Regions from separate parts of the Homo sapiens genome. Here region 2 is linked to region 1. Evidence: chromatin contacts called from ENCODE Hi-C or POLR2A ChIA-PET data. All regions are on one chromosome and are shown on one strand. Each heading gives the region's core, a stretch centred on a gene start or an enhancer-like site at or near the end of the contact. The rest is flanking DNA. Distances are from core to core; before and after follow the strand shown.

Evidence for each region. A loop is a pair of places that touch in the nucleus more often than their neighbours do. ChIA-PET counts read pairs that join two places held with the same protein, here RNA polymerase II (POLR2A). Pooled maps may share reads with other maps.
Region 2: a map of CD4-positive, alpha-beta memory T cell shows a loop between it and region 1 (11-fold over the local background). The contact joins the promoter of SIRT6 here to the promoter of TNFAIP8L1 in region 1. A Hi-C loop is called at or near these places in 2 of 168 maps with a recorded cell type or tissue (CD4-positive, alpha-beta memory T cell and naive thymus-derived CD4-positive, alpha-beta T cell) and 9 of 50 pooled maps. POLR2A ChIA-PET finds 5 or more read pairs at or near these places in 2 of 52 experiments (GM10248 and OCI-LY7).

What each region holds. Positions count from the first base shown.
Region 1 is chr19:4,636,915-4,642,451 of GRCh38, reverse strand. TNFAIP8L1 (TNF alpha induced protein 8 like 1) reads right to left here and starts at 2,936. Exons shown (of 2, transcript NM_152362.3): 1 at 2,823-2,936. RefSeq lists an enhancer at 1,936-2,935 and silencers at 2,836-3,275, 3,336-3,415.
Region 2 is chr19:4,181,313-4,186,195 of GRCh38, reverse strand. It overlaps SIRT6 (sirtuin 6), which reads left to right and starts at 3,633. Exons shown (of 8, transcript NM_016539.4): 1 at 3,633-3,722. The coding sequence starts at 3,657. ANKRD24 (ankyrin repeat domain 24) reads right to left here and starts at 3,507. Exons shown (of 22, transcript NM_001393985.1): 1 at 3,456-3,507. RefSeq lists enhancers at 3,450-3,499, 3,570-3,659.

The sequences.
Region 1 (5,537 bases), core at 1,687-4,186:
CTGGAGAGCAGTGGTGCAATCTCGGCTCACTGCAACCTCTGCCTCTTGGGTTTAAGTGTTTCTCCTGCCTCAGCCTCCTGAGTAGCTGGATTACAGGCACCCACCACCACGCCCGCCTCATTTTTGTATTTTTAGTAGAGACAGGGTTTTGCCCTCTTGGCCAGGCTGGTCTCGAATTCCTGACCTCAGGTGATCCGGCCACCTCAGCCTCCCAAAGTGCTGGGATTACAGGCGTGAGCCACGGCGCCCAGCCAATTCTCTTCTTTTTCTTTGAGACAGGGTTTCACTCCTGTCGCCCAGGCTGAAGTGCAGTGGCATGAGCTCGGCTCACTGCAGCCTCAACCTCCCTGGGCTCAGGTGATCCTCCCACCTCAGCCTCCAGAGTGGCTGGGACTACAGGCCTGCGACACCACACCTGGCTAATTTTTTTTTCTTTGTTTTAAGTAGAGACAGGGTTTCACCATGTTGCCCAGGCTGGGAAATTCTCTAGATGGACCTGCAAGTTTTTGGTTATAAGGAAACTGAGTCACAGAGGGTCAGGAGCTTGCCTGTTTATAAAGCAGTGATGTGGCAGAATCAGAATTTGAACCCAGCCTTTAACCTAGTGCAATCCTTTCCTCATCCTAGTCAATGGCACATTTGGGGTTCAAGTCTCGTCTCTCCCAGAGCCCACCCCAGAGGGGAAGGATCGAAGCCTTAGGAAGCTTCTAGAAGTACTGTGTCCTGTAATCCCCTCCTCGGGCTTTTAACAATATCTTGTTGAATCTCCCCCACCCCTCAAAGCACCCTCCCTCCCCACAGTTATCTCAGCCCCACAAGAAAAAGGAGATGACCAGCCCCATTGGACAGATGGGGAAACTGAGGCCTAGAAGCTGGGGATTTACAAGATCCCAAGAACTCTGCCAGAGGTCCCTGCGTCAAAGCTCGAGCGGGTGTGATTCCAGGGAGGTCATCTGCTGAGGGGTGTCGGGAGATGCTGGGAAGGGGCAGGCATGCTGTGGAACTGGGCCGTTCCTGCCTCTCGCTCTGCCTCCTTGCCCTGCTCCCCGTCTGTAACACCTGAGCTGTACCTGGGCAAGTGTGAGTCATTTTTTAGCGTTGACGTCTCTCTGGGAGGAGTGTTCCCCTGTCAACGGCTGGAGTTTTGTCCTCAAGGCACCCTTTCGTGGCCCCATTGGACAGACAGGGACACTGAGGCCTCCGGAACCCACCATACTGAATTGTCAAGCAATCAAAAGACCCCTCACCCACCTGGGCTGACCCCTGGGGGAACGGGGATGAGGAAACTGAGGCTCTGGGGGCACCTGACCGTCGGTCCAAGGCCACACAGTGGGAGGGGCCGTACCGCGGGGCCTCAGACCTGCACCCGTCTGCAGAGCCACCCCACCATTGGAGCAGGGTTCAAGTCCCCCCCCCGGCCCCATATTCCCTGCAGGGGTCCAGGCACTCACCCACCACCTGTATCCCAGGCTGCTCCAGCCTCTGGCCAGTGCCCGATTCACCCAGGTGTTTGTGTGGCTGGAGACAGCCCTTTGTTCACGGTTTCCATAGGTACAGCGTCCCTGAGCGGCCCCTCCTCTGCCCCTCCCAGCCCTTGCCTGTGCAGGTCCTGGGTCCGGCCCATCCAGGGAGCTTGTTATGTTTCAAAGTTGGCGCCCTCGGACCTGCCGTAGTGGCAGAGGGCACAGCCCATGCAAAGGCCCTGAGAGAGGACCTCGCCTGGGGTGTTGGAGAAACAGGAGGAGGCCAGTGTGACTGGGGCAGAGCCACAGCGAGAGTCAGGCAGGTTATGAGCAGGGCCTGTATTCCTGCATCTGATCCCCCAGCAGCCCTCAACTTGGGGAGTTACGACCCACTCCTGTTTTACAGATGAGGAAACTGAGGCTCCGCAGAATTGAAAAACTGGTTCAAGATATCATGCGGGTGGCAGAGCTCAAACCTAGATTGGTCCAAGCTCCGCCACCACTGGGCTGGCCCCCCTGGGGCCTCCCAAGGCGTTCATCGCCTCCAGCTGAGCTGGGACTGGCTCAGGAAATAAACTCTGGCGGCCTGTTTACACCTGGGGCTGCTCCTCCACCAGCCCTTCCCCCCTCCATAGAGAAGGTGCTGGGAAATGTGAGGATGCAGAGAAAACAGATTCTGTCCTGCCTCTGTCCCCACTTCCCTGGACAAACATTGGAAGCATTGGCCTCTTTCTAGGCCTTAGTTTCCCATCCCAGGAAATGGGCCTAGTTCGACTTCACAGAAAAGGCCAGGAGGCGGCAGGTGTCCTTCAGATCACCTGCCAATTACCTTAGCAGCGACGGTCCCAGTTCACAGCTGGCAAAACTGAGGCCAAGTCCCCACAGGCCACTTGGGAGCTCATTAGGGGCCAGTCTGGGTGGGCCCGGGCTGGCCTAGGCCTGGCTCCCCGCCACCGATGCCTGGACCGATGCCTGGTTTAGCTAGAAGCTACAGTCATGCCCACCTCCGCACGGCTGGCCCAGCTGCCCACCGCCTGGAATGCCCTCAGGGTTCTGGAATCTGGCCTGAGCACCTGCGGCCCTACAGTTAAAGGGGGCAGAGTCCACTAGAGTCCACATGGGGGATGGGGGTGCTGGTCCCAGAGCAGAGCCCCACGCCAAGGGGGGCAATTGAGACTCAATCTGTCTCCCCCTAACCTATACAGCGAGAGTGACAGAGAGACAGACGGAAACTGAGGCAGGAATGTAGACGGACAGGCGGTGGGGTGCAGAAGCATTAAGGGGCGGGAGAGACAGAGGGCGGCCAGGTGGCCCCCGAGATGCGCTGAAATGGGGGGCGCCCCGGCACTGCTCGCTCACCTACTCTCGAAGCAGAGTCCGTACGTCCAACCGTCGGGGGTCCGTCCAGCCGCCTCCGTGGGCCGGGGCCGTTGCCGCGGCGGTGGGAGCAGCGCCGGAGCCGGGGCCGGGGCCGGGGCGGGGCGGGCAGCGCGGCCCCGCCCTCCACTCGCCTCGCCCCTCGGCAGGCCACGCCCTCCACTCGCCCCGCCCGCGCGGAAGGGACCGGAGAGTTGCCAGGCCTGGGGGGCGGGCCGAGCGCTCCGGATTAGCCAATGACAGGGCGGGCAATGTACGAAAAGGCCAATGGGAGCAGGGCACTGCGACGGGGGGGAAGTGGGGGGAAGGGGCGGAGCCTGGGGGCGGGGTCAGGCGGCTCTGGGGGATTCCTCCGGAATCGCGAAGGGGCCCGGATGCGGGGGCGAGGCCGTCGTGGGGGTGCCGGCCACAGAAAAGGGAAGAGATAAGAGTACGAGACAGACAGAGAACCTGGGGAGGGAGGCACAGAGACACCAACAGGAAGAGACCAGAGAGCCAAAAGGCAAAACAGACCAACCACGTGGTTCTGCACGGGCCCCTTCCTCCTTCTGGGGCTAGTTTACCCGCCTGGGTAATAGGAATTTCGGCAGAAGCGTGTTTCTCAAAGTACGGCCTCGGGGAACCCTTCGCGTCAGAAAGATCTGAGAGTCCATTTTAAAATGCAGATTCCAACTAGGTGTGGTGCCTCACGCCTGGAATCCCAGCACTTTGGGAGGCCAAGGCAGGAGGATCCCTTGAGCCCAGGAGTTTGAAACCAGCCTGGGCAACCTAGGGAGACCCTGTCTCTACAAAAAAAAAAAAAAAAAGAAAGAAAGAAAAAGAAGAAGATCAAAATAAGTTAAAATTTTAAAAATACAGAGTTCTGTGCCACAAGAAGGGATGAATCTAACCCAGGGTTGTGGGGCTATAGATGAATCTTTGGGGTGAGGTGGAGGGCTCCTGGAGACCTCATCAGAGGATCCCCAGGTCCAGCCTCGATTTCCGTAGGAATGAGCCTGCAGGACACACAGGAGCCTCCCGGCTGCGCAGCGCCAGCTGGGGTCCCCCGGGGAGGATGCAGCTGTGAGTCCTGGGAACCAGGCCCTGGAGCTGCTCCCAGGTCCCCTGCAGCACCATTTCCGCCCTGCAGCCCAACTCTGGGTCCCGGTTGCAGCTAGGGCCTAGGGAGCCCATAGCAACCTCGCTGCTTCTTCCTCCAGGAAGCCAGACAACAAATTGTTGAGGGCCTGTTGTGTGTCCTGACCTGCACACGGGATTCAGGAAGACCGAGGCACAGGCCTCAGGAGGCAAAAGTAAGTTAAATATCTCATTGGCTGGGCCCGGTGGCTCACCCCTGTAATCCCAGCACTTTGGGAGGCCGAGGTGGGCGGATCACCTGAGGTCAGGAGTTTGAGACCAGCCTGGACAACATCGTGGAACCCCGTCTCTACTAAAAATACAAAAATTAGCCGGGTGTGGTGGCACATGCCTGTAATCCCAGCTACTCAGGAGGCTGAGGCAGGGGAATCGCTTGAACTCTGGAGGCAGAGGTTGCAGTGAGCCAAGATCGGGCCACTGCACTCCAGCCGGGGCGACAGAGCAAAATTCCATCTCAAAAAATAAAACATACAAAAAAAAAAAATTAGCTGGTCGTGGTGGTGCACGCCTGTAGTCCCAGCTACTCGGGAGGCTGAGGTGCTAGAATTGCTTGAACCCCAGAGGCAGAGATTGCAGTGAGCCGAGATCGCGGCACTGCACTCCAGCCTGGGCTACAAAGCAAGAGTCCATCTCAAAAAATAAAAAATAAAGCAAAAATATGAAAAAATTAGCCAGGAGTGGTGGTGCACGCCTGTAGTCCCAGCTACTTGGGAGACTAAGGCACGAGAATCACTTGAACCCAGGAGGCAGAGGTTGCAGTGAGCCGAGATCGCGCCACTGCACTCCAGCCTGGACGACAGAGCGAGACTCTGTTTCAAGAAACAAAACAAAACACCTTCTTATTTCATTTTGGAGGAGGAGACTGAGGCCCAGAGAGAGGAAGTAACTTGCCTGAGGTCACACAGGCACAAGGTGGTAGAGTCAGGAGTGACTGTCCCATTTCACAGATGACGAAATGGAACCCCAGAGGGAGGAAGGGATAGGTTCCAGGCCACACAGCCAGATGAGGCAGAGATGGGATTAGGACCTGATTAGGTCTGACTTTGGTGTGGTGTGTACAGCTCCTCTCGCAACCCCAGCATCAAGGGGGTCTCCCCATCAGGGCAGGAGGACTGGAGGCATCTGAGCCTAGCATGATTTCACCTTTTTTCTTTCTTTCTTTTTTTTTAGACAGGGTCTCGATTTGTCACCCAGGCTGGAATGCAGTGGTGCAGTCACAGCTTACTGCAGTCTCAACTTCCTGGGTTCAAGCAATCCTTCTGCCTCAGCCTCCCAAGTAGCTGAAATCACAGGTGTGCACCACCAAGCTCGGCTAATTTTTATTTTTTTAAATAGAGATAGGGGGTGTCTCACTATGTTGCCCAGGCTGGTCTCGAACTCCTAGCCTCAAGCGATCCTCCTGCTTCTGCCTCCCAAAGCGCTGGGATTACAGGCAAGAACCACCACACCTGGTCTCTTTTCTGTATCAGATAAGAAGGTTGGGACTCGGGAGGGCTAGGGTTCAGTGGGTGTTAGGGGTGGGGGAGGGATGATCTTGGCCGGGAATGCAGGCTTACTGGG
Region 2 (4,883 bases), core at 2,384-4,883, 460 kb after region 1:
TTCCCTCATCTATACAGTGACAGAAATGATCCTTTCTTGACCAACTCATGGTCAGTTTTCAGCATGGTCCCTACACAGAGCCTGGCCAAACATGAGGGGCTTCATAAATGCATCTCACTGGTATTTCCTGCGGTCCAAACAGATCAAGCCTTTTCTGGTCTCCTAACTTTTACCTGTGCAGTTATTTCTGCCTAGAATGGTTTCTTTTTTCTTCTCTGAACTCCTACTCATCCTTCAAAGCCCAGTTCCAAAATCCCTTGCTCTTATCAGCTTTGCCTCTTGTTCCCAAGCAGAGATCTAACTCCCCAAATTGGGTTCCCGCCTACCCTGGCTGGGTCTCTGCCTCTGCCTCACCCCTGGCTCCATGGGCTGGAAGGGTCTGGGCTGATTCTGTCCTTTTCAACAGTCAGGGGCTCCCTGGGGACTGAAGCCAGGGCTGACGGCTCTCAGCACAGAGGCATGTTTGCTACATAGTCAGAGGGAACCTCCATGTGACAGCAATTCACCCATAGTGGGTGGAGGTCTGGGGCAATGGCTGCATGCATGTGTGTGACGTTGAGTGTGGGGCGTGTGCACACGTGCACTTCTGTCCACCTGGGCCTGTTCTACGTTCCGCATGGGCAGGCACGGAGGTCAGGCAGGCCTATCTTGAGGGGGTGTGTTTTTTGAGGGGTGTGACTGTGAGGCCCTATGTGTGAAAGGGATTTCTGTGATGGAGAATCTGTATTTGCCTCTTACCAAGGAGTAGGGGTTGGCATGGCCTCTACCTGTCCACCTATCTACTCGTGAATTCTCCAAGCCACCCTTCCACGCATTTACCACCTATGCACTCACCTGGACATCCATCCTCCCACCTAAGCACTGTATAACCACCCACTGGCCACCACCCACAAACCCACCCACCCAATTCATGTTCTCATGGTTCTTCATCACCCTTTAATCAGATTTCACCCACACATCCATCCACCCACCCAAACACCTACCAACTCCCACCATTCATCCATCCACTCATCCACCCATCCATCCACTTATCCATCCCTTCATCCATCCACCCAACCACCCATCCATCCATCTGCCCAAGCATCCATCCATCCACCCATCTGCCCACCCAATCACACACCCATCCACCCATCCACCCACCCACCCATCCACTCATCCATCCACTTATCCATCCCTCCATCCACCCACCCAACCACCAATCCATCCATCCACCCACCCACCCACCAGTGCATCCATCCACCCACCCACCAGTCCATCCATGGATCCTTCCATCCATCCATCCATCCACTTATCCATCCCTCCATCCATTTGCCCAATCACCCACCCATTCATCCATCCACCCATCCATCCATACATCTACCCATTCACCCATCTACCAAACCACCAATCCACCTATTCGCCCCCCATCCATCCACCCACCCATCCATTCATCTACCCCTCCACCGGTGCCCATTCACTCACTACCTACCCTTTTTTCTTCTACCTCTGACTGGAGGATTCAATCACACCCAAAGCAGGGGGTAATAAGACACCCAACAGAGGAGTTCACAGGCTGCTTGGGAGAAGACAATCCGTGGGCTTGGGGGAGGGAGAAACGCCTGCTAAATTTAGGAAGCTGCTTGCTGGAAGAGGTGATGGTAAATAAGAAGGGCCTGATGGCCGGGTGGGATGTTGAGCACCTGCCTTGGAGGAAGCTAGGCAGGGCACAGGCCGGCAAGTGGGAAGTGCGTGGGTGAACGAGTGCATGTGTGTGTCAGGGTACCTGGGTAGCTCCGCAGCCTGGCTAGGACTCAGCACGGCTTCTTTCTCCCACATACAAGGGCTCAGGGGCCTGGGGCCATAAGGGGATCCTCCGTCCTGGGCCTCTCCCACCTCCTTCCTCCCCTACCTCCTGCAGCTCCAGTGCCCCGAGCTCCCGGCCACAGTGCCCACTGCCGGCTCCGGTTACCCACTCCCAGCTGGGCCACGAGCAGCTCCAGCCGCTCCACTCTGACACCTGATCGGCTCTGAGCAGGCGGCCGCCCCAGGGGGCCGGGGATGAGCCGAGGGAGGAGACAGGCTGGCAGCGGACTGCCTGTTGGCCAACTGGCTCTGGCGGGAAGACACCCACGATCTTCCCTATCATCACTGGACTGATTTCAGTTTCTGGAAGGAGCCATGCTCTTCCTCTTTCTCAGCCTTTGCACTTGCTGTTCCCCCCACCAGGAACATTCTTTCTGTACTTCATGTCACCCCAACCGGCTCTACCTGACTCATGCACTCTTTATTTATTTATTTATTTATTTTTGAGACGGAGTTTCATGCTTGTTGCCCAGGCTGGAGTGCAATGGCGCGATCTCCGGCTCACCGCAATCTCCGCCTCCTGGGTTCAAGCAATTCTCCTGCCTCAGCCTCCCGAGCAGCTGCGATTACAGGCCACCACACCCAGCTAATTTTGTATTTTTAGTAGAGACGGGGTTTCTCCATGTTGGTCAGGGTGGTCTCGAACTCCCAATCTCAGGTGATCCACCTGCCTTGGCCTCCCAAAGTGCTGGGATTACAGGTGTGAGCCACTGCGCCCGGCTCACTCACTTTTTAGATCTTTGCTGCAACATCCCCTCCTCCAGGAAGCCCTCCCGGATGCCCCCAGCCTGGGTCAGGTGCCTCCTGTGAGCCCCCTCACTGCCCTGTGCCCTCTGCATCACCCATTGCACCCCAACCACACCATGTCACCATTACCTGGTCACATGTTTGTGTCCACCCGCAGCCACCAGGGCATAGATGGTACCACCTTTGCTCTCCAGTGTGCCCAGTACAAAGTAGGTACTCAACACATGATTCTTAAATGAGTCCTCCAGGCCACCAGCCCCATTGACCTTGAGCAGGACCTGTCCTGCAGAATGCAGAACCTCCAGTTGGATGATACTCAGATAACTTGGCCGGACGCAGTGGCTCACGCCTGTAATCCCAGCACTTTGGGAGGCCGAGGCGGTCAGATCACCTGAGGTCAGGAGTTCGGGACCAGCCTGACCAACATGGAGAAACCCCGTCTCTACTAAAAAATACAAAAATTTGCTGGGTGTGGTGGCGGGCGCCTGTAATCCCAGCTACTAGGGAGGCTGAGGCAGGAGAATCGCTTGAACCCAAGAGGCGGAGGTTGCAGTGAACCGAGATTGCGCCACTGCACTCCAGCCTGGGCAACAGAGCGAGGCTCCGTCACACACACACACACACACACACACACACACACAAATGAGATATTCAGGTAACTCTGCGTGGCATTCAAAACCCTTAGGCTGGGGTCCCTGCTGTCCGGCTCTGTCCTTACGGAATTTACTAATCCGTAAAAGGGGTTGTGGGGACATGGATAGCCTGTGTCCCGCATTTTAGAGGTGACTGGAGAACTCTCACGTAGGCGGCCGCCCCAATTTCCCGCCCGGGTCATCGGGGAGCCCCTTCCCAAGCCCCGCAAACACCTGCATGCAAAGAGGCAGGCTTCCTTCTGACAGCAGATAACATGTCGCCTGCGGCGTCAGCAAGAGGCGCATGCGCCTTGCCGTGGGAGGCCGGGTGCGCAGGACTGGAACGCGGTTCCTCCTTCTTCCCCGCCCCGCCCCGCTTCCGGCGGAAGCGGCCTCAACAAGGGAAACTTTATTGTTCCCGTGGGGCAGTCGAGGATGTCGGTGAATTACGCGGCGGGGCTGTCGCCGTACGCGGACAAGGGCAAGTGCGGCCTCCCGGAGGTGAGCGCGTCTGAGGGTCCCGAGCATCGCGCCCCAGGGCCGCGGGCTGGGAGCGGCCGGATGGCAGGGGGGCATTGTGGGAATATCAGGGGGCACTGAGGCTAGACAATGGGAGGGACTTCCCAGTGAGGAAGGGGCGGGAAGTGACGCCCCTGCGCGCCGGGGGACGCCAACACGCCCAACTCTGTGGTCACCCTGTCGGGGCTGATCGGGGAGAGAGGGGATGTAGTTCCAGGAAGAGGGGACGACAGGCGCAAAGGGAGGTGGGAATAAACACACCTGGAGAACGATTAGGCCTGGGAGGTTTCCAGAGCCGGGCCAGGACGGGGCTCAAATGCCAGGCTGGGGAGTTGGCACTTTATCCTGAGGGTGATGGGGAAGGGTTTTGCCCTGGCGAGGGGACTGGACAGAATGTGCCAGAAAGATCCCTCCAGCCACTCAGAGGGGAAGTGGAGGGATCGGCTGCCCCCTCCACGCACTGTGGGACTTTGGGGAAGTCACTTCCCTTTTGGGTCTCCATCTCCAAACTTTCTGCAAACGAGGTGAAGATGGCCCCATTCCATAAGGCTGGCCCATGCATTCTGACTCATGCATTTAATGAGCGCTGATGGTGTGCGCCCGTCCAGAAGCCCCACTCTTCACTGCTGCTGTTAGTCACTTTATTATTATTATTATTATATTTTTGAGATGGAGTTTCTCTGTCGCCCAGGCTGGAGTGCAGTGGCGCGATCTCGGCTCACTGCAACCTCCGCCTCCTAGGTTCAAGCGATTCTCCTGCCTCAGCCTCCTGAGTAGAGTAGATGAGACTACAGGCACCTGCCACCACGCCTGGCTAATTTTTGTATTTTTAGTAGAGGCGGGGTTTCACCATGTTGGCCAGTCTGCTCTTGAACTCTTGATCTCAAGTGATCCACCCACCTTGGCTTCCCAAAGTGCTGGGATTATAGGCGTGAGCCACCATACCCGGCCTGTTAGTCACTTTATTCCACCAACATTTATAGAGCACTTACTGTAGCTCAGGCACTTTCTAGGTACTAAGGCCACAGCCAGGAGCAACACAGATTAAAAACCCCTCCTTCTAGTAAGGGAGACTGACTAGGGGTTGCATGGAAACCAGTTGGCCAAGGGAGGCATCACTGTCACTGAAGTGACATCTAAGCC